Regions from separate parts of the Homo sapiens genome. Here regions 2, 3 and 4 are each linked to region 1. The links are chromatin loops, found by intact Hi-C in ENCODE. Cell type or tissue: heart left ventricle. All regions are shown on one strand. Region 1 overlaps LOC105370003 (a long non-coding RNA gene). Region 2 overlaps LOC105370003 (a long non-coding RNA gene). Region 3 overlaps LOC105370003 (a long non-coding RNA gene). Region 4 overlaps LOC105370003 (a long non-coding RNA gene).

Region 1 (5,000 bases):
CCGTATGGTGCTGACATGGGCATCCCCATTTTACAGATGATCCAATGGATGCTTAGTGAGTTTAACTGGTGGCCCCAGGTCAGTGGGTTTAATTGGTGGCTCCAGATCATGTAGCTTGCAAAGAGAGAAGCCAGGATTCTGGCAGTGCCGGGTTTTCCACTTCTATGAGGTCTTTTCTTCAAGTATATGTAGCTCAAGGGTCAGGGACTTGCTCTCAGACCTGTCCTGGCTCTTCCTCTCCTGCCCGTACCCCACTGATGGGCAAGTAGGAATGGTATCTTGAGAAAAGTCTGGCTGCAGAGGGGGCCTTGGAGACAAAGCCAATGTGTCTCCCATTTTCCCACTCTTGATCTCTCAGTCTCTTGGCCTATCCTTTGCCTCACCAACACCTCTACAATGATTTCAGAGGAGAACTCCCATCTGTCGAGCCCTTTACATTTTCCTATTCATCCTCATGCCTCTCACTTCCATGGCCCCACAAGCCCATGAGGTCGGTATAATGATTGTCCCCCTTTTACAGATCTGAGTACCTTGGAGCTAGGAGTGGGGCAGGGATTTAGCGAAGATGGTCTAACCAAAGGCCAATGGAGACTTGATGTCTTATTTCTAATCTCAGGTCCTGTGCTCCTGTGGCTGATATAAACTTGAATATTTTTCTTTTTTTATCAAACACCTTCAATGGCTATCACTACCCTGAGGATGAAGCCCAGTCTCTGTAATATAGCCTACAATGTCCTTATGGAAAGTGACCCTTGGGATGTCTCTCAATCCTCATCTCTCACAGTTCCCCAAGAGGAACTCCATGCTTCAGTTGCAGTAAACCCCATTATCTCACCCCTGGGCCTTTGCATACGCTGTTTCCTGTTCCCCAACTGCTCTTCTCGAGCCTCTCAGCCAGCATAACTCTCCTCATCCCCCAGTCTGCACAAGGACCCCCTCTGCTGAGCTCTCACAGTCCACATTCTAAACTCAATTGCCCCTGAGGCAATTGCTCCATTGTTCATCAGTTTTCTCCTGGCCTGGGAGCACCTTAAAGGCTCTGGGTCCCTGGTGTGTGGTAGATGCAGGACACATCAATCAAGGCAGAATGCAGAATCTAAACTCAATTCCTATCTCCATCATTTACCCACAGGGTGACTAGGGTGGCAGCCTCCAAGATGGCCTTCAATATTTCCCACCCCTTGGCATTCCCAACTTTGTTCAAGTCCCTCCCTTGTTGTATCAGGATTGGGCAGTGTGACCCACAGAATATGGCAGAAGTGATAGTATGTCACCTCTGAGGTTAGGTCATAAAAGAGAGTATGGCTTCTTCCTTCTCTCTTGAATCACTTGCTCTGGAGGAAGCCAGCTGCCATATTGTGAGGATGTCAGGCAGCTCTGAGGAGAACCTCACATGGCAACAAACTGAGGCCTCTTACCAAACAGCCAAGGCAGATCCTTCACCCTAGTCCAGACTTCAGATGTGGGCCAACCATTTACCAACACTTTAAAGTTCTGGTAATTTGTCAATGCTTTAAGGAATTAATTTATGTAAAGTGTCTGGTATTTAGAAAAAACTGCTTATACATTTGCTATTATTTACAAAATTATTTTATTTAAACACCACAATCCCCTAAGAGAAAGACTATTATTCCCATCTTACAAATGATCATACTGAAGCTTAGAGAGGTCAAGCAAATTACATAAGGTCATATAGTTAGCTATGGTCGTGTAACAAGTTAGTCCAAAAGTTAGCTGCTTAAAAAAGAAAAAAAATCTTATCATTTCTGTGAATCAAGAATTCTGGAGTGGCTTAACTGGGTGGCTCTGGCTGAGGGTTTCTCAGAAGGTTCCAGTCAAGATATTGGATTTTATTTTGAGATGGGATTTTGCTCTGTTGCCCAGGCCACAGTGAGCTATGTTTGTGCCATTGCCCTCCAGCCTGGGTAGCGGAGTGAGATCTCATCTCAAAATATAAAATAAATAAAATAAACGGAGGCTCAGAGAGGTAAAGTAACTTACCTAAGACCATACAGCTGCTAAGTGGCAGAGCTGGGATTGTGAACCGAGTAATCTGAGAGCCCCACTCGTCACTATGCTCTGCGCTGTCTCATGTATCAAGGACTTAGCTGGTTCCAGACATGTAGAAATCACTCAGTCAACATTAGCTAGTATCACAAAATGATTTTTGCTATTTCTTAATAACTCTTGCTGGTATTAATTCTCAAGTAACTAGTAAGTTCATTCCGTTGATCAATTAATGCTTTACCATAGAATTCTTTTTATCTCTGAGACCTTCCTTGATTTGTTCTAAGTTTGAGCTCCACCAGCCAGGAAACCCAGAGCTCACACGTTACCTACGCATGCTTCAGGCACTCCGCTACACACTTTACTAATGCTACCTCAGTTAATCCACCACCAGCCTCTGGTAATATCATGATCTTCATTTTACAGATGGGGAAACTGAGGCAATGGGGCAGCTGAGCAGGAGTTCCCCGTCCAAAGTCAGGTGGCTTTCACTGCCCATGCTGTAACCTACCATAGTTGCAGACCTGGCTCACAGGCATATCAGAAGGCCAGGGAAAAATCTTTCAATTTAACCACACCAAGACGCTCTCTGAATCTGGTCCTTTCTAAGCATATCTAGTGGTTTCCACCAAAACACATTTCCCAAGGCCTTCAGAGCAGCTTCTCGGCTCTATGAAACCCCCTAGCTGGGGCCTTCCTTCCTGTTTTAAGAAGTGAAAGCATAGAGACACCAGCCCAGGCCCAATATAGTTTCAGATCTAAATTTAACAACAATAACTCGGCTCCAGCCTGACCCTGCAGAGAAGAAAGGGGAGCAGGGAAAAAAAAAAAAAAAAGCAACGACTAATTCTTCACAAATTAGGACAATAATAAAGTTCCTTTCAAGTGTCAGCGCATATTCTTAGCAAGAGCGTAACACCTAAATCAAGTCCAGGCTGTAAAAACGGCATAATAGCAGGAAGCCAGGCTACAGGCCTGACTTCCTCTGGGGAGACAGGGGATTTGTGGGGGTGTCCGCAGGCTGGACAGGCAGGGATGGAGCCAGGCAGGGCCCAGCTCACTGGGAGGCACACACCTCTGTCTGGCCTCCACACTGAGCCCCATCTGGGGTTGCCCATACAGCCCCCTGCATAGGCCTTTGGCACTAGAGCTTTTAACAGTCATCAGCGTACTTCTTGTCCACCCTCTCAGCCTGTCTTCTTAGAATGGCCCAAGTGCACCTCTGAAAATGCTAGTCAAATGGGCAAAATGCACCTCGTGGAACAACACGAACAGGGAGCCCAATGGCCCAAGGGCCCAGCTGCTGCGCTCTGGAGCTCCCTGCATGAACAGGAGGCCGTGTGTTCTGTGGGCCATCCCCAGCCAATGTCTGAAAACGGCAGCATACTAAGGCAGGCCCGTTCCTGGGAGACGCAGAATTCCTTTCATAGTTCAAGGGCTCCCCATGGCTTTGATGAATCTTTCTTGGACAGCTTGGCAGCTTGGGATGCTTCCACCCAAGCTTCTCTGTATCTCCTTCACTAGGAATCAGACCTGTATACCAGTCCTCCAGCTAGCTCTCCTGCCTTTCCCAGCTCTCTCTCCATTTTCTCTCCAACAGGCACTTCTCCTAAAAAAAGCTTTCCACATTTAATCTCGTCTTGGCACCTGCATCTTGGAGGACCCAGATGAGCACATTGGGTGGTGTCGCTTCTCACTGTAACACCCTTCCAGGAGTTTCTTTTTTTGCCAGAAGAAAATCTAAATTCCTTGCACTGGCCTACAAGGCCCATGACACTTCTCTAACCCCAAATACTCTTCTCCTCCCCTTGATGGCATTCTTGCTATTCCTTGAACATCCCAAATTGTTTCTGCCTCGGGGCCTTTGCACCTGCTCTTTCTGCTGCCCAGACCACTCTTCTCTGGGCCTGGAAGCTTCTCACTCATCCAGCAGGTCTCAGCTTAAACATCACCTCCTCAGAGAGGTCTTACTTGATCGAAACAGGCTTCCTGTCTGTGCTCCCCAATCAATACCTACTCCTTACGCTGCGAAAACACATCAGACTTTGCACTTAGTTGATTTGTCTGACAGCCCTTCTTGAATGTAAGCATCTTGAAATATCATAGCCAGCATTTACTGAGGACTGACAAGGGGCCAGGCACTGGGTAAGAGCATCACATGTTTTAACTCATTCGATCCTCTCCCAATCCCTGTGAAGTGTAGGTAGTACTGTTGTTGCAGATGAAGAAACTGAGGCACAAGAATAAATGAATTTCCTGGGGTCATAAAACTGGGCAGCAGAAGAGCAGGGCCTGGATTCAGGCTCTCTGGCTCCAGCATCTGCCACCTCTGTGGGGATGCCGTTTTGCCTCTTGTGAAAAGATGACACCACTGTATACCAACAAGGATTTCCAGGGCTTCGCCCTGTGTCTGGCACTGAGTACACACTTTGCAAAATAGAGCTGCCAGAGGCGTTTAAACAACAGCAACTCCATCTTCAATAGGGGCTGGGTAAAATAAGGCTAAGACCTTACTATGCTGCATTCCCAGAAGGTTAGACATTCTAAGTCACAGAATGAGATGAGAGGTCAGCACAAGATACAGGTCATAAAGACCTTGCTGATAAAACAGGTTGCATTAAAGGAGCTGGCCAAAACCCATCAAAACCAAGATGGTGACGAGAGTGACCTCTGGTCGTCCCCACCGCTACACTCCCATCAGCGCCATGACAGTTTACGAATGCCATGGCAACATCAGGAAGTTACCCTGTATGGCCTAAAAAGGGGATGCATGAATAATCCACTCCTTGTTTAGCATATCATCAAGAAATAACCATAAAAATGGATAGCCAGCAGCCCTTGGGGCTGCTCTGTCTATGGAGTAGCCATTCTTTTATTCCTTTACTTTCTCAATACACTTGCTTTCACTTTCTTTACTCTATGGACTTGCCTCAAATTCTTTGTTGCACGAGATCCAAGAACCCTCTCTTGGGGTCTGGATCAGGACCCCTTTC
Region 2 (5,000 bases), 64 kb before region 1:
TGATTGCTTCCCAAGTCCTATTTATGGCAGTTTTGTTTTGGAGGAGTTAGGGAGGGTGTGGATGGCAGGCGGATATTGTTGTTTTTCAGAAAGTCTATTTAAAAAACAGAATGCCGTGACTGGTTAACTTTGAAACAATGAGGATAAACATATGCTGTCGGTGATGGTTTTCCCTTCATTCATTTGGGCTTTTGTTAAAATGGCAATGGACATTGATATCCTATTGTTGAGATAGGATTGCCCCCCCTTCATTTGTTAAAAAGATAAAGAGATCTGAAAAGTGGTCCTAAATATTTGAAATATTTGAATCAATTCCTCGATGAATTCACCATAAGCTTCTACACTTGTCCATAGCAGCTCTACTAAAATCACAATTAGTTCATTCTATACATAATTATGTATTTAACTCCTGTCTTCCTCCAGCCAGACAGAGGGTGTCAGTTACCTCAACAGGGCCTATTAGCTCAGGAGACAGGCAGAAGAAGAATCAAATTTGGATCTGCCTTTTATTTGCAGCGACAAATGATTCAACCCTTCAGAGCCTCAGTTTCTATGAAACAAAAGTAATAAATCCCTTTCATTCACTTGCCCATTCACTTATTAAAATAGTATTTGAGTGCTAATTTTGGCTGAGCAGTGTTTTAGGGACTGGAGATAGGGCAGTGAACAAGTGAACGAAGCAAACACAGATTCCACCCCACTCTTGTGTAGGATGATAGACCATAAAGAATAAAATAAATAAGAAAACTACATAGCAAATTAGACAAAGAAAAATTAAAGCAGGGAAGGAGGCTAGGAAGACAGACAGAGAGAGAGAGAGCATGTGTGTGCGCGTGTGTGTGTGTGTGTGTGCGTGTGTGTGTGTGTGTGTGTGTGTGTTGCAGTAGCAGGTTTAGGTAAAGGGCCCAGAAAGGACTCACTGAGGAGGTAACATTTCAGGACAAGATGTAAAAGAGATGAGAAAGCAAACCATGCAGATACCCGAAGAAGGCTATTTCAGGCAGAGGAAATAGTATGTGCAAAGGCCCTGAGGTGAGAGTTTGCCTAGTGTGTTGGAGGAACAGCAAGGAAGCCAGGAGTGGATGGGAGGTTGGAGAGTAGGAGATGAGGTCAGAGAGATAATTTTGCAGAGTGGTCTGAGGGTTAAGTCATTATAGGAGCCACATACATAATAGGATAGCAATGACCAGGTTTTAGATGGTAAACCCATGAAAGTGAGTGAGTGAAGAATGAATAGATATCTCATTTATCCATCATGACACTAGGACTCAGAGAAGTCCATTGACTTGCTTAAGGCCACTAGCTGGCTTGTGAAAAATTTAAGGCTAGACTTCAGGACCATCTTTTCCGAGGTTTTCCAAGAGTTAATCTTTCTTTCCTACATTACTGACACAGATGAAAATCTTCATCAATGTCCTCCCCCAACCCAAATCCAAATGCCAACAGTTGCCATTGTGAAATGGAGGGACACTGCTAAACATCTTACAATGCACGGGGCAGTCCCCACTACAAAGAATTGTCCAACCCTAAATGTCAACAGTGCCAAGGTTGAAAAACCTTGGCTGAGGGGAAGAACCCCAAATCTATTGTTTTGTCTTTCCTCTTCAAACCCCATTGTTTTAAACTCTACATGGTGATTCTCAAGGGTGTGTAGAGAGCTGATAGTACCAGAATGAATGAAGGGTGGGACCCACAAGTCCCTCCACCCACTGGGAGAGGGAGTGCGGATTCCTGGCTAGGATGAACTCAATTATATTTCCCCTTCCAGGGATCTTTGTTGAAGGCATTAGCATGGACTTGGGGACAAGGGTGGAGCTTGGAGCACAGTTTTCCAAAATAAAGTCACAGATAAGAGATTAAGATCCACAAGACTATTGCTCTGCTATTCAGAGCACAAAGCCTTTCTTTATCCAGGGCTTCCCTTAGGCACAGAGGGCTAACAGATATTATCAGAGTAACACATGAAAATAATATTGTCTTAGTGCAAAAGGGTTGATCTTCTCTCCTACATGGAGCTCAGTACACTTCCATCCAAGCTAGCTCATGCTATTTCACAAGGATCAGGCTATATGGATAATTTATTAAGCCAATTTGGAAGGAGGGATTGAAACTGAGAGCAAGGTTAATGACACACCCAGTGGGAATACAATGGGGACGAGGAAGAAGATGCATCTTCTTGAGTCTCAGACTGTTGTTCCATTCGTTCATTCATCCATTCACTCATTCAACATCCTGGGTGCTCACAATGTATCAGGTTCTATGCTAGACCTTGGAGACCCAACTGTGGGTAAGATGTGATCCCCGTTCCCCTTAAGGAGAGGGGGATTCACAAGCTAGAGGGGAAGGAAGACAAAGATATAGATGCCATGACATACAGGCTCTTCTGGAATCTAAGGACCATGCAGACTGATGCAGGCTGCAATGAGAATGATTAGGGATGTGTGGGAACTGAGGGATGTATCTACTCAACCCAGAGAGCTCGGGGAGGGCTTCCTGGAAGAGGTGAGGTCTATACCAGTTTCTCAACTTTGACACTATTGACATTTAGGGCTAGATAATTCTTTGTGGTTGGGGGCTGCCCTGTGCATTGTCGGATGTTTAGCAGCACCCATGGCCCCTACTCATTAGATGTCAATAGCATCATACTCTCTCAAGTTATTACAATCAGACATTGCCAAGCTGTCCCCCAGCAACAAAATCACAATCCCCCCACTGAGAACACTGGTCTAGACAGAGGAGCAAAACAGATACCCTGGAAGGCCTGGACCACTATACTATGTGGCCTTGTGCTGCATGAGCCATGATGGGAGTTTGAATTTTACTCCAGGATCGGTGGAAGCCACCAGAAGATTGAAACTGGGTGAGTGGTATGATCTGGTCTTGCTTTTCAAAAGCTTCTCATTGAATGGATAGGAGGGGCAAGAGTGGCTCAGGGAGATTAGAAGGAAAGTCTTCCACAATGAACCATTCTGGGGCCTGCAAGTGACGGCAGTGAACCTTGCTTGGCACCAGGACTGCAAAGGGGAGCCTTCTCCCTGGTCAAGCCTGGGCCCCCGAGCTGACACATCCTCCTTGGCAGTGGTCCAGGCCCTGAGCCAGGGAGGAGTTCCTCTCCCAGGTCCTCCGGCTCCAGGGGACAATGCTGACATCCCAACCATACCATGACTCAGAGCAAAGGGCCTTTCACTTTCTGGAAAGATCAACTATGGCCCAGTTTTCAAGGAGGATTAGGTGTCAAAGAGAGAACATTGAGCCTTCACTTCAGAACCCAGGCACTGAGTTCACATCAGCCAAAGAAAAGGAACTCAAACCAGACACCTATAATATGCCAGGCAGGGGCCACACCGGACACTTAGCATACTGAACCCCACATTTAAGCATACAGCATGCTGTCCTGTCACATTATCTGCTGTATACATGACCATCTTTCAAGGAATTAGAATAACATGCCCGAACTCTAAACTATTTGAAATGTAATTTCCATGACATTCCTTATAAATATCAATTATCACTGTTCCGAAGGAGGTATTGCCTTCTTAAAGATGAAGAAATAGGCTTAGAGGGGTGACATGAATTGCCCAGATTCACAACAGCTAGGAAGCTGTCCATCTAAGAATAAAATCTGAGCTTATTCCTTGTCACTGGGCTCACATTCAAAGCCCATGAGACTTCACAAATCAACATGTAAAACTATAAGTATTAACACTTCTTAAAATTCTGGACATTGGAATTGTTGGGAACTGTGATGGTTAATACTGCATGTCAACTTGATTGGATTGAAGGATGCAAAAGTATTGATCCTGGGCGTGGTCTGTGAGGGTGCTGCCAAGGGAGATTCATATTTGAGACAGTGGGCAGGGAAAGGCAGACCCACCCTTAATCTGGGTGGGCACCATCTAATCAGCTGCCAGCATGGCTAGAATATAAAACAGGCAGAAAAACGTGAAAAGACGAGACGGGCCTAGCCTCCCAGCTTACATCTTTCTCCCGTGCTGGATGCTTCCTGCCCTCAAACATCGGACTCCAAGTTCTTCAGTTTTGGGACTCAGACTGGCTCTCCTTCCTCCTCAGATTGCAGATGACCTATTTTGGGATCCTGTGATCATGTGAGTTAATACTTAATAAATTCCTATATATATGTAACTAATAGGATATATATATATCTAGTTAGTTCTGTCCCTCTAACTAGTATATATCTAGTTAGTTCTGTCCCTCTAGAGAACTGACTAGTCAGTTCTGTCCTCTCTGTCTCTCTCTCTCTCTCTCTCTCTCTCTCTCTCTCTCTCTCTCTCTCTCTCTATATATATATATATATATATATATATACACATACACACACATATGTAGATATCCTATTAGTTCTGTCCCTCTAGAGTTCCTGATTAATACAGGAACTATCATTATATTTGTCCTTTATTTTTCAAATTTATCAAAAGGAAAAACTTGTGGCAGTAGCCTTGCAGCTAATAAAAACAACAGCAGTGCATACCAGGTATTTGAATGACTATATGACATGCAATACTTCTCTCAATGTTCAGACCCATGCTATGAAGTCAAGGCTACTGTTGTTCACATTTTACAAATTAAAAAATCAAGACTCAAAAAGATCTGACACTAGAAAGTGGCAGGGCCACAATTTAAGGTGAGATCGATCTGACTCCAAAGCCCTCAGGGAACACAGCATGGTTTTTAGTGACTGTCCACACTGTGTGCTTCGTTCTCCTTGGGCTGAAGTCATGGAGACAATTGCAACCAGCAGGAAGAGCATGGGCAAGATACCACCACCTGTGCCCATTGCCTTTCTTTCCTGCAGAATCACAGAGCTTTTATGCAGCACCAGCCAAGAATCCCAGGCTCTCAACTTGGTCTTGGAAAGAGAACAGGCTTTTCCCCAACCCTTTCAGATCTACGATGCTTCTGAAACCTCAGGCACCGAGGAAGGTCACTTGGACAAAGCTATCCACCAAGCCCTTACAAAAAAGGGTGCACCAGCATTCACG
Region 3 (5,000 bases), 120 kb after region 1:
TGATGGAGTTTGGGTGTTTCTTTGTTACAGGTGGTCAGGGCAGGATGAGGAAGGGATACAGAGGCTGAAGACGGACGAGAGACAGTGAGAAAGCAATGGCATTTCTGAGTGGCAGCAACAGCTCTCTAGAGGGGATTGGGCAGGAATTCAAAGTAAGAGAATCAGCACAGTAGAGGGCTGTGGTGTCACTCAGGGTTCTCCAGAGAAACAGAATCAAGAGGAGATTTATTTTAAGGATTTGATTCACCAATTGTGGTGGCTGGCAAAGTCCAAAGTCCACAGGGCAGGCTGGGACTCAGGCAGGAGCTGATGCCCCGGTCTTGAAGCAGAATTTCTTCTTCTACTCCAGAAACCTGTTCTCGCTCTTATAGCCTTCAACTGATTGGATGAGGTCCACCCAGATTACTGAGGAGTCTCCTTTACTTCAAGTCAGCTGATTGTCAATGCTCACCACATATCATAGCAACAACTACATACATGTGCTGTTGAATATCTGGGTGCTATAGCCTAGCAGGTCGGTGCAGCGAACTCACCATCATGGTGGTCCCCCAGCAATTTGCAGCCCCAGAAAAGGACAGAGGAGTGAGGAAGGTCAGATGGGTTAGGTTTTCTCCAGGCACTCTAAGGGAGGAAGGGAGGGCAAGCACAGCAAAAGTATAAGCAAGGAGACTCCAACTTCTGGGTCTTAGAAATGGTGGGTTGAGGTGGAAAGAGAAGAAGTGAAAGATAGGAAGAAACCAAGACACTAGAATCCCCTGTGAGGTCAGGAATTGTGGGAGGTGGCATTTCAGAGAGGGTGTGCTGGAAAGATGGTGGTCATCAGACTTCAGGATTAACAGGGTTGCAGTTTTGGTGGCAACAGGATTTGGGCATAAGAGAGGTAGAGACCCTGGCCTCTGAGAAATCACAGTAAGCACTTTGTGCAGCTCGCATTGCTGTGTGACCTCAGACAAGCTGCTTTTCCTCTCTGGGCCTCAGTTTCTCCATTCTGTGAATGGGAGGATGGCCAAGCCACTACAGTCTGGCATGGCATCAGACAAAAAACACGTCATCTAGAGCTGTGTTATCCACTAGTGGAATCACCAGCTTAGGTGGCTATAGAGTGCTTGAAATGAGTTGGACTGAACTGAGATGCCCTGTAAGTGTAAAACATACCAGATTTCAAAGACTTGGTACACACACACACACACACACACACACACACACACACACACACAGAGAGAGAATGTAGGATATCCCATTAATACTTTTATATTGATTATATGGTAGTCTGGGTGCACATATGATAATAAGTGGCCTGTAATCTCAGCACTTTGGGAGGCTAAGGCAGGAGGATTGCTTGAGCCCAGGAGTTTGAGACCAGCTAGGGCAACATAGTAAGACCCCATCTCTACAAAAAATAAAAAATCAGCCAGGCATAGAGGCAGGTGCCTGTAGTCTCAGCTACTTGGGAGGCTGAGGCAAGAGGATTGCTTGAGCCTGGGAGGTTGAGGCTGCAGTGAGCTGGAGTCACACCACTGCACTCCAGCCTGGGCAACAGAGTGAGACCCTGTCTCAAAAAATAAAAATAAGTAAAAAATTAATACTTCGTATATACTGGGTTAAATTGATTATATTATTAAAGCACATTTTAGTTTTTTTTTTTAAACTTTGCTTTTAAATATGGCTACTAGAAAATTAAAAATTGTGCAGGAGGTTCACATTATATTTCTAAGCAACAGCACTGTTCTAGAACAGGGGTTTGTAAACTGCAGCCCTTGGGCCAAATTTGACACGCTGCCTATTTTTATATAACCTATGAGCTACAAATAGTTTGAATATTTTAAAGGCTTGAGAAACAAATCAAAAAAGAAAACTATTTTATGGCATGTGAAAATGATATGAAATTTAAAATTCAGTGTCCACAAATAAAGTTTTATTGGAACACAGCCTGGCCCATTCAATGCACGTTGTCTGTGGCTGCTTTCGTATTGAATCAGCAGAGTTGAGAAGTTGGGACAGTGTGGCCAGCAAAGCTGAAAATATTGACTCTCTGGACCTTTAGAGGAAAAAGTTTGCTGACTTCTGTTCAAAGCGTTATTTATCCACCTATACTGTGCTTCCGGCCCTGGTGTAGAACATACACAATGCAGATTCCTTAGCTCCAGCCTCCAGGTGTGGGTTTGGTTCAATGAATCTGCATTTTGTTAAGTAGCTGAGAGCATTGTTCAGATCCCTACTCTGCTCCAAGCCAGGTGCTAAGCCTTTATGAGCATCACTTCATGTAATCCTGGTGAGTCAGACACTGGAAAATCCCCATTGTACAGAGGAGGAAACTGAGGCTCAAAGAGGTGAGAGGCTTGACCTCACACCCAACGCAGGAGGTGCGTGGTGATCCCCTCTGCTGTTGTGCAGAGGAATGTGCCCACCCATCTCCTCTGACGCCTGGGCCTTTGTGCTGGGCCGGAATGTCTTCCTGCCTTTCTCTAGTTGTGTTTTCCCCGGATCCTGTGGGCTGAGCTTTATCCCAGGGGGCTGCCTCCAGAAGGGCTGTGTGTGGCGTCCCGGCGAGGAGGAGGAGGGGGCAGAGCCGCGGGCTCCAGGCCAAGCTGTGATTTAATAAGCAGACACTTAGGGCCCTGATGCTGGGCCCAGCCCGTTTGGGACAGCCCTCTCCGCTAATTGTCCATTGGCTGCCGCCGTCCTGCCGGCATCTCCCGGCTCATTAGGAAAGGGAAGGGGGGTAATCTGGGAAGAGCCTCCTTGAGCTCCAACGGCTGCAGAGATTTTTATCACACTAGACAGCACAGTTGCGTTCATTCCTCCCAAGGAGGATCAAAACAAGGCTGGTCCAGTCCTGGGAGTCACACTCCAGCTGTGGCTTAGAAAGGACACAGGATTTGAGTTCAAATCCCACCTGTCACTGTTGAGCTGTGTGATTTGAGCAATTGACCAAACTTCTCTGTGTCTTAGTTTCCTCATCTCTAAAATGCAAATAATAATATGCAAATAAAAACCTCATCTCTACAATGCAAATAATATAAAAGGCAAATAGCCCTAACAGGGTTGCTGTAGGGGTTAAGTTACTACAGTCAGTGCCATATGCATTTGCTTCTCCTATTGCTTCAAAGTGTCATCAGACTGAGAAAAAAGGCAGAACATGGAAAAGGGCTTGACCTGTGTCAAGGAGCTCAATAAAGGGGGTTAGTTTGAGTTATTGCCATTTCTTTGGGGGTTGTTAGAAGATGTAGGAGAGCCTAGCTGGCTGCTCCCCAAAAACCTACTTAGCTTCCTTCCCCTTGGCACCCAACAAGATCACATTTCCCAGCCTCCTTTGAAGTTAGGGGAGACCATGAGTGTGAATTCTGGGCAATGAACTTGGGCAGCCTTGAGGTGTGCCACTTCCAAGCCCAGCTGCCCTAACAACAGCGTCTTTCTCAGGAGCTCCATGCTCTTTTCACAATCCCCATTTGCCATCTGGATTGAGAAGATGCTAAAGAATAAAAGGAAGCAGAGCCCAGTATGGAAGGCACCTGGGACCCTGAAAGACTGCATGGAGCAGGGTCTTCCCCACCCCTGCTCTGCCACCAAGCAAGCAACAAACTTGTTTTGAGTTAAGCCATGGACATTTTGAAGATTTTTGTTGTGGTGGTGGTTTTAGCAACTAGTCTATCCTGAGTAATAGAGAGGACAAAATTGTCCCAGAGTGAGAAGAAGAACAAATCGTTAGTTTCTGTAGACAGCCATTGTCATATTCTAGGAAACCAGAAACCATGTCAGAAGACACTCAAACAGCCCTGTGGAGAGGCCCATGTAGTGAGCAACTGAGGTCTCCTGCCAACAGCCATGGGAGTAAGCTTGGAAACAGATGCTTCAGCCTCAGTCAAGCCTTCAGATGAGATCACAGTCCTGGCCGACATCTTGACTGCAACTTCATGAGAGAACCTGCCAGATCCACCCAACTACTCCTTATCTGAAACCCTACCCCACTGTAAAATAGTAGGTATTTGTTGCTTTAAGTCACTAAGTTTTGGGATGACATGTTATGCAAAAGTAGATAACCGATACACTGCATTGTGGAGCAGGTTCCCACAGTGGCCAACTGGAAACTGAATCCTTTGGAGAACTCTGAAAGGCTGCATAGAACATGCTTTAAAGTTACGTTCCCTGAGTGGGGAAGAAGACAAGTATTTATTCTCTAACACCCATCCACTGTTGATAAAGGACTGCTCCTGGGGTGTTGATTCCCCAGCATTTCTACCCTGCCCTTCACTGAGTCCAAGAGAAAGCCCTCAGATGGAGAGTCTCAGGTGTTTGCATTGGCACCATAGGCATGTACTTGACAAGTGCAAAGAGAATATTGGTGAGGTATAGCAAGATCTGATACAGTATCATGTGTCCCAGATTTTCCAGATGAAATCAAATTCCCAAATTTCTTCTTTTTCCATAAAGGTGAGGCACTAAAGCTGTATAAGTAAAGAGGCTTCTTTTATGTACCTTTTGAAGATGTTTCATTAAAAATAAACCAGCAAATGAGAAGAATCCAGGGCTGGGAAGAGTGGAAGGTTTTTTGTTTGCTAATTCTCTTAATAAACTTACTAAGTAGTGCCATAAAAGCAGAATACAAAATAGCACCTTATACTGACATTGAATGTGCCACAGTACAATTAAAAAAATGGGGCCTTGCAAAATGGCATTTTTATATTGCCTCATAAAATATCTAATATCGAACTTTGTAAATTACATCAATGCCTTTGAACAAACATTGAGTTCTTTTTAATAAATAAAACGTTCAAAATTATTTCCTGGAAGTGCATTTTAGACATTAATAACTGGCTTCAAATGAAATTCTGTTTCACAGCGATAAGCAAATTTAATTGCTGCAAACTAAAACAGTCTGTAAGGCTTACCTGCTCCAGAAAGGAAACAAAATATTGAGCTAATGTAACCATCAAGATATATAACCTGCTACTCTTTGAATAAACCAAATTCCATCCCTAAACACAGAGAGCTCAGAAATT
Region 4 (5,000 bases), 52 kb before region 1:
AGGGGCCTCCTTATTCCCCATCACTCATGTCTCTGACCTGCCTGGCTCTGGTAAGCAGACTAGTTTGAGACCCCCACTCATCTAACCATTCAGCAACACAGCCCTCGTATTTATACCACAGTGTCAAATTAAATGTCACCCTTTCCAGAAAGACTCTCAAACCCTCCCAACGGAAAACTTCCCACCTGGCCCCACCATAGGTTTGTGTTTCATTTGCCTAACTTATTTGGGTATGGATCCTCCCCTCTGTCTGGGTGATGTGAATAACTTCATTCATCTCTCATGACGTAACACACATCATCTCCTTCAGGAGGCCTTCCCTGATTGCTCCTCCCTCCTCCAGCCTGCTGTCTTTTGCTGCTTCTGCCTATCCAAGCTTTTATCATCCTTGTTTCTTCTCTGTCTCCCCTGCTGGGCAGGAAGAGGGCAGGGGCTGAGCTCTGTAAATCCAGCAGGAAGCATGCAGCTTGGCTTCTGGGAGGGTCTCTCGGGAAGTGTTTGCAGAATAGAGAGAAAATGGGACAGAAAGGAAGAAAAAGCTCATTTGCTCAGGATATTCAGTTAGAATGCTGACAGCAGGAAGGCATCATCATAATAGTAATAATAATAATAATAGTTCCTAGCACCTACTAGGGGCTTTGTATGTGAGTCTTTTACATATTAATTCATTGTGTTAGTTTCAGTCCTCTGGGAAGCGGAAGTCTAGATGGAATGAGACATTTACTGAGGGAGATGTCTGTGAAGGATAAAGGGGAATGAAGCAGGAGTAGTCCAGGAGAACCTGCACATCAGGATGCAGGTCCCACAGGGGAAGAAGAGAAGGGAGGCGGACTGGGCAGGAAGAGCCTGCAGGATAGGTCTGGTCCACTCCGAGAAAGTCTCTGCCTGGTGATGAGGAGTGGCCCGCAAAGATCGGCCATCAGAGCAGTCCCAAACCAGGCAGGAGAGGCTGGGCTCTAGCACCTCTGCCATGCCCAATCATTGGTTGGCGGCAGCTGGGAGAGCGGGTCCTGGCTGTGCATGCTTGGGTGGATCTTAAGTTGGGTCATCTGGAGGCTCTCAGCTTGCAGGACTTCACACACGGAGGTCTGAAAAATCCCAGCTCCAGGGCTGCAGCACCCAGATAATCCCCACAACGCCCCTAGGCACCACTGCTGCTATTGCCAAGCTGCGCCTTAGGGGAAGTGACATGACCTGGTCCAAAGCTACAGAGCTCTTAGAGATGGAACCAGATATCAATACCAAATCAGGCGTGTAGCCACCCTGCCCTTGGATCCTCGGCAACCCTCGGGGAAAGACAGGTTATTAGAGTCTTGGGTTGATGGCCCAAGGCCCATTTTTCTGAGAAGGAATATGGGACCCTGAGCCAGGAGTTGACTTGGCCATTCCCGAGGGAGGCCAGCAGGCACACCCAGGACTCCTGGCCTCCTGCAGCCGAGAGGAAGGAGACTCCGAGGCACCGATCCTTGGGGTTAGCAGGAGGTGGATGTCCACCAGCTCCTTTGTCAACCCTTCCCCAGCCCCACTAATGATGATAACACCAGCCTGGTCCTACAGAACAGCTTCTATGTGTTGGGGACTGTTGAACCACTTATATCTTTGCCTGTCTTTAACCTCCCGGCATCCCTGTGACGCAGACACCTTTATTCTTCCCGTTTCCCAGGGGAGAAGATAGAGATGCAGAGAGGCAAGACACTAGCCCAAGGCCACAGTTAGAAAAAGGCAAAGTTCAGATGCAAAGCCAGGTAGGCCCTGCTATTCAAGGCTCTGCTAACTTCAGCCAAGCAAGTAAAAAACAATGGATGTCCTGTGAACAGTGGCATCTTTGGAAAACGTCGCTGTTTTTATTAATCTCTCTCAAGATAGATGTTGCTCAAACACAGCAGCGTCGTGACAGTGCCAATAGCCAGCAGTCTCCTGTCCGCGTGGGTTGCGAGCCCCGGGCGTGGACGGAGTTGGGAGCGGAGGGCGGCAGGTGCCAGCGGGGCCCGCCTCTCCCTGCAGGCGGCCCCGGCAAGTTCACGGCCGGCCCGGGGCGAGGGGCGAGCGGCGCGCGGCCGTGCGGCTCATTCTACCGCCCTGCGTGCGAAGGGGAGGCCGCGCCCCCGCGCCCCTCGCTCGCGCCGTGCCTGCCGCCGCCACCCGCCCGGCCGCCGGGCCGGCCACTGAGCGGCCGCTGCAGACTCGGCGGCGCCGGCGCACCTGCAATCAGGCCCCGCGCCGCGCCGCCTCCTCGAGCCCAAGGCCGCCGCGCGCCGCGCTCGCCGCTGATAAGAGGCGGCGGGGGAGGGGCGCAGGATGCTGGCGTTGCGGAAGGGCGGGGGATGGGTGGGCAGCTGGAGCGGGCTCCCCTCCCCTCCCCTCCCCTCCCCTCCCCTGCCCTTCCTCTCCCTCTCCCTCTGCGATGTCTCTCCCGAAAGTGTGTGACTTGCCCATGTCTGTCTCTTGTCTGCGCCTCTCCCCTAAATTCCCTCCCTCCCCAGCCCTCGCCGCGAGCGTGTGTGCGCGCGTGTTCGTGTGTGTGTGCGTGTGCATGTGTGTCTGTGTCTCCAGTTGCTCCCTGTCTCCTGTACCTGTCTCTGTGCACTTCCTGACCTTTCTGTCTCCTACTCCCCACCTCTCTGATTCTCTCCACCTCCTGCTGATTCTGTCGCTCTCTTCTCTCTTAGCATCCCCTCTTAGTTTCTCCCTCTCTCCCTGTTCTATTTCTCTCTTCCTCACCTAACTTGGAGCCAGTCCCTCCCCTCTCCCTGTGTCTGTCTTCTCTCCCTCTCTCCATCTTTCTGACTCTGACCTGCCTCTCCCCTTCTCTCTCCCTTCCCTGTCTCTCCGAGTCCTTGCCTGTCCTCCTCTCTCTGCATCTTTTCTTTCTGCGTCCCCAACTCCCTCTCACTTCTCCGTTCTTTCACTCATTTGTCTGTATCTTCCCTTTTCTTTTCTCGCCCTGGGCTCCTCCCCATAACTCTGCGTGTCCCCTGCCCATCTCAGCATCCTGTGGCACTTTCTGCATGGCCGGCCCGCCTGCAGGGACAAGGCCTTCAGAGCCAGCGGTTGCAGGAATAGCTGGACCCCACAAGGGGCTAGGCTCAGCAGGTGTCCTGACTTCAGGGGGCAGGACTGTGCTCACCTGTGCCTTTCATGTAAGGCTCTGGCGCACTTCACAAACAGTCATTAAGGCCTGCCTGGGGGCAGGTCAGGGAATATCACAGCCTGGGCTGTTTGGTTATCTTCATTATTAATACACACTCCCCTGCCTTAAATGAGTTTAGTGCAGGGGACAGAATCCCGACTGACGCCTGGAGAGATTAAGGTTTCCGAGGGTTGCACAGGCCAAAGATGACAAACTGATACAGCAGGGATGTGAGTTTCTGCTGCTTCCTTCCTGCAGTGCAAGCCTCTGCCAGGAGCTTATAAACCACCCTTTCTGAGACGGCTCTGGGGGTCAAGAGATGGGGCTAGATTTATCTGAATGGGTCCTGGCCTGGTGGTCTGCTTTGCACCAAACATGCAAGCAGGGATCTCAGTGGAACCAGCCCCTTTTGCACTTGAATAAATTCAGGAGCGATGGGAGAAGAACAGTGACATAGGGTTTATTTGTGTATTCATTTTTCTGACCAGGGGATGCATCCAGAAAGTATCAGTAGTTAAACAACAAGGGGGCTCAGGAGTTGCCATGCGTCAGCATCTCAGAAACTGCATCTGGGGCAAAGCCACTGGGCCAAGAAGGCCAACAAGGTGGTGCCAAAAGCACATTCATTGGGCAGCTTTGCTTCATGAAAGCAGCTCAGATCCACATTCAAGCCAATTTGCCCAGACAACACTTCCCCCCACACCAACTCCCCAAAAGGGATATTTCTTTTTTTTTTTTTCTTTGAGATGGAGTTGCCCAGGATGCCCAGGCTGGAGTGCAGTGGTGCGATCTCAGCTCACTACAACCTCCACCTACAGTGTTCAAGCAATCCTCCTGCCTCAGCCTCCCAAGTAGCTGGGATTACAGGCACCCGCCACCATGCCTAGCTAAGTTTTGTATTTTTAGTAAAGACAGGGTTTCACCATGTTGGCCAGGCTGGTCTTGAACTCCTGACCTCAGGTGATCCACCCACCTTGGCCTGTCAAAGTGCTGGGATTACAGGCGTGAGCCACCACACCAGGCCCCAAAAGGGCTATTTCTGGCAGCTACTCTGGTGGCAGCAGTCATAACTAATGCTCACTGTTTAAGCTCACATGTCCCTGTAAAGAAAGAGCCTGTGTGTTGAAGCCTCCGGGATGGCTGGAATTGGGGGAAGGGAGAGAGACAAAATGCTATGGCCATTTGAGTATTTTTCACCAACTCTGCCTCCAGTATAAGAAGTTTTGGTCTAGTTGGGCACCGTGGTGCATGCCAGTAGTCTGTTATTCGGGAGGCTGAGGCAGGAGGATCACTTGAGGCCAAGAATCCGAGGCTATAGTGAACTATCATCGCACCTGTGAAAAGCTACTGCATTCCAGCCTGAACAACATAGTGAGATCTTATTTCTAAAAATAGATAGATAAATAAGAAAGTTAAAGTTATTGGTCCAATACTGTCAGTGAAAGGCCTTTGCTCTGTGACTTGCCATCTCTGGGCCTTAACCATAAAAGAAGACACTTAATCTAACAATTTATTTGGCCCTTTCAAGTTTCTAGTCAAGCAGTTTCTATCTTTTGACTTAATACACACTTCCCCTAAATGTGTATTAAGTCACTAAATATATATAGTATCCTTAAAGTAAGTGTATCTTTATTCCAGGGCTGCAGGTAGGCCACACTCCCTGTTCCAGATCTCTGGGCTTTGTTGTTGTTTGTTTTGGAGACGGGGGTCTTCTCTTTTTTAAAACTAGACCAATCTAGTGAAATGCCATGACATTTTATTTTGAAAGACTCATGCTAGGTTATATACTAAGCATGCAAACATTCTTGAAATCTACTGTAACCTCACTTTGATAGCAAATACTAGTCTACCGGTGAGTTGAAAGACTTAA

Evidence for each region. Peaks named below come from ENCODE experiments on the same cell type or tissue, not always from the same donor. Only the 100,000 strongest peaks of a DNase experiment are listed, where the experiment ranks them.
Region 2: a loop joins it to region 1, with 2.4 times the contacts of the local background. A loop is called at or near these places in 7 of 110 quality-filtered maps.
Region 3: it touches region 1 in a loop (6-fold over the local background); 9 of 110 quality-filtered maps call a loop at or near these places.
Region 4: it touches region 1 in a loop (2.4-fold over the local background); 7 of 110 quality-filtered maps call a loop at or near these places.

What each region holds. Positions count from the first base shown.
Region 1 is chr12:115,501,724-115,506,723 of GRCh38, forward strand. All of the region lies in intron 2 of LOC105370003 (a long non-coding RNA gene), which reads right to left. Among named protein-coding and RNA genes, the nearest start is that of LINC02463, 380 kb to the right of the region's middle. In heart left ventricle, a CTCF peak has its summit at 2,690; no DNase peak of the experiment used is centred here; H3K27ac peaks cover 1,289 bases.
Region 2 is chr12:115,437,523-115,442,522 of GRCh38, forward strand. The region is part of intron 2 of LOC105370003 (a long non-coding RNA gene); the gene reads right to left. Among named protein-coding and RNA genes, the nearest start is that of LINC02463, 450 kb to the right of the region's middle. In heart left ventricle, no CTCF peak of the experiment used is centred here; a DNase peak (open chromatin) is centred at 3,059; H3K27ac peaks cover 2,353 bases.
Region 3 is chr12:115,621,535-115,626,534 of GRCh38, forward strand. The region is part of intron 1 of LOC105370003 (a long non-coding RNA gene); the gene reads right to left. The region is part of intron 2 of LOC105370002 (a long non-coding RNA gene); the gene reads right to left. Among named protein-coding and RNA genes, the nearest start is that of LINC02463, 260 kb to the right of the region's middle. RefSeq lists an enhancer at 2,075-2,591. In heart left ventricle, no CTCF peak of the experiment used is centred here; a DNase peak (open chromatin) is centred at 2,567; H3K27ac peaks cover 407 bases.
Region 4 is chr12:115,449,871-115,454,870 of GRCh38, forward strand. All of the region lies in intron 2 of LOC105370003 (a long non-coding RNA gene), which reads right to left. Among named protein-coding and RNA genes, the nearest start is that of LINC02463, 430 kb to the right of the region's middle. RefSeq lists a silencer at 2,046-2,155. In heart left ventricle, no CTCF peak of the experiment used is centred here; DNase peaks (open chromatin) are centred at 1,411, 1,971 and 2,311; H3K4me3 peaks cover 1,084 bases; H3K27ac peaks cover 659 bases.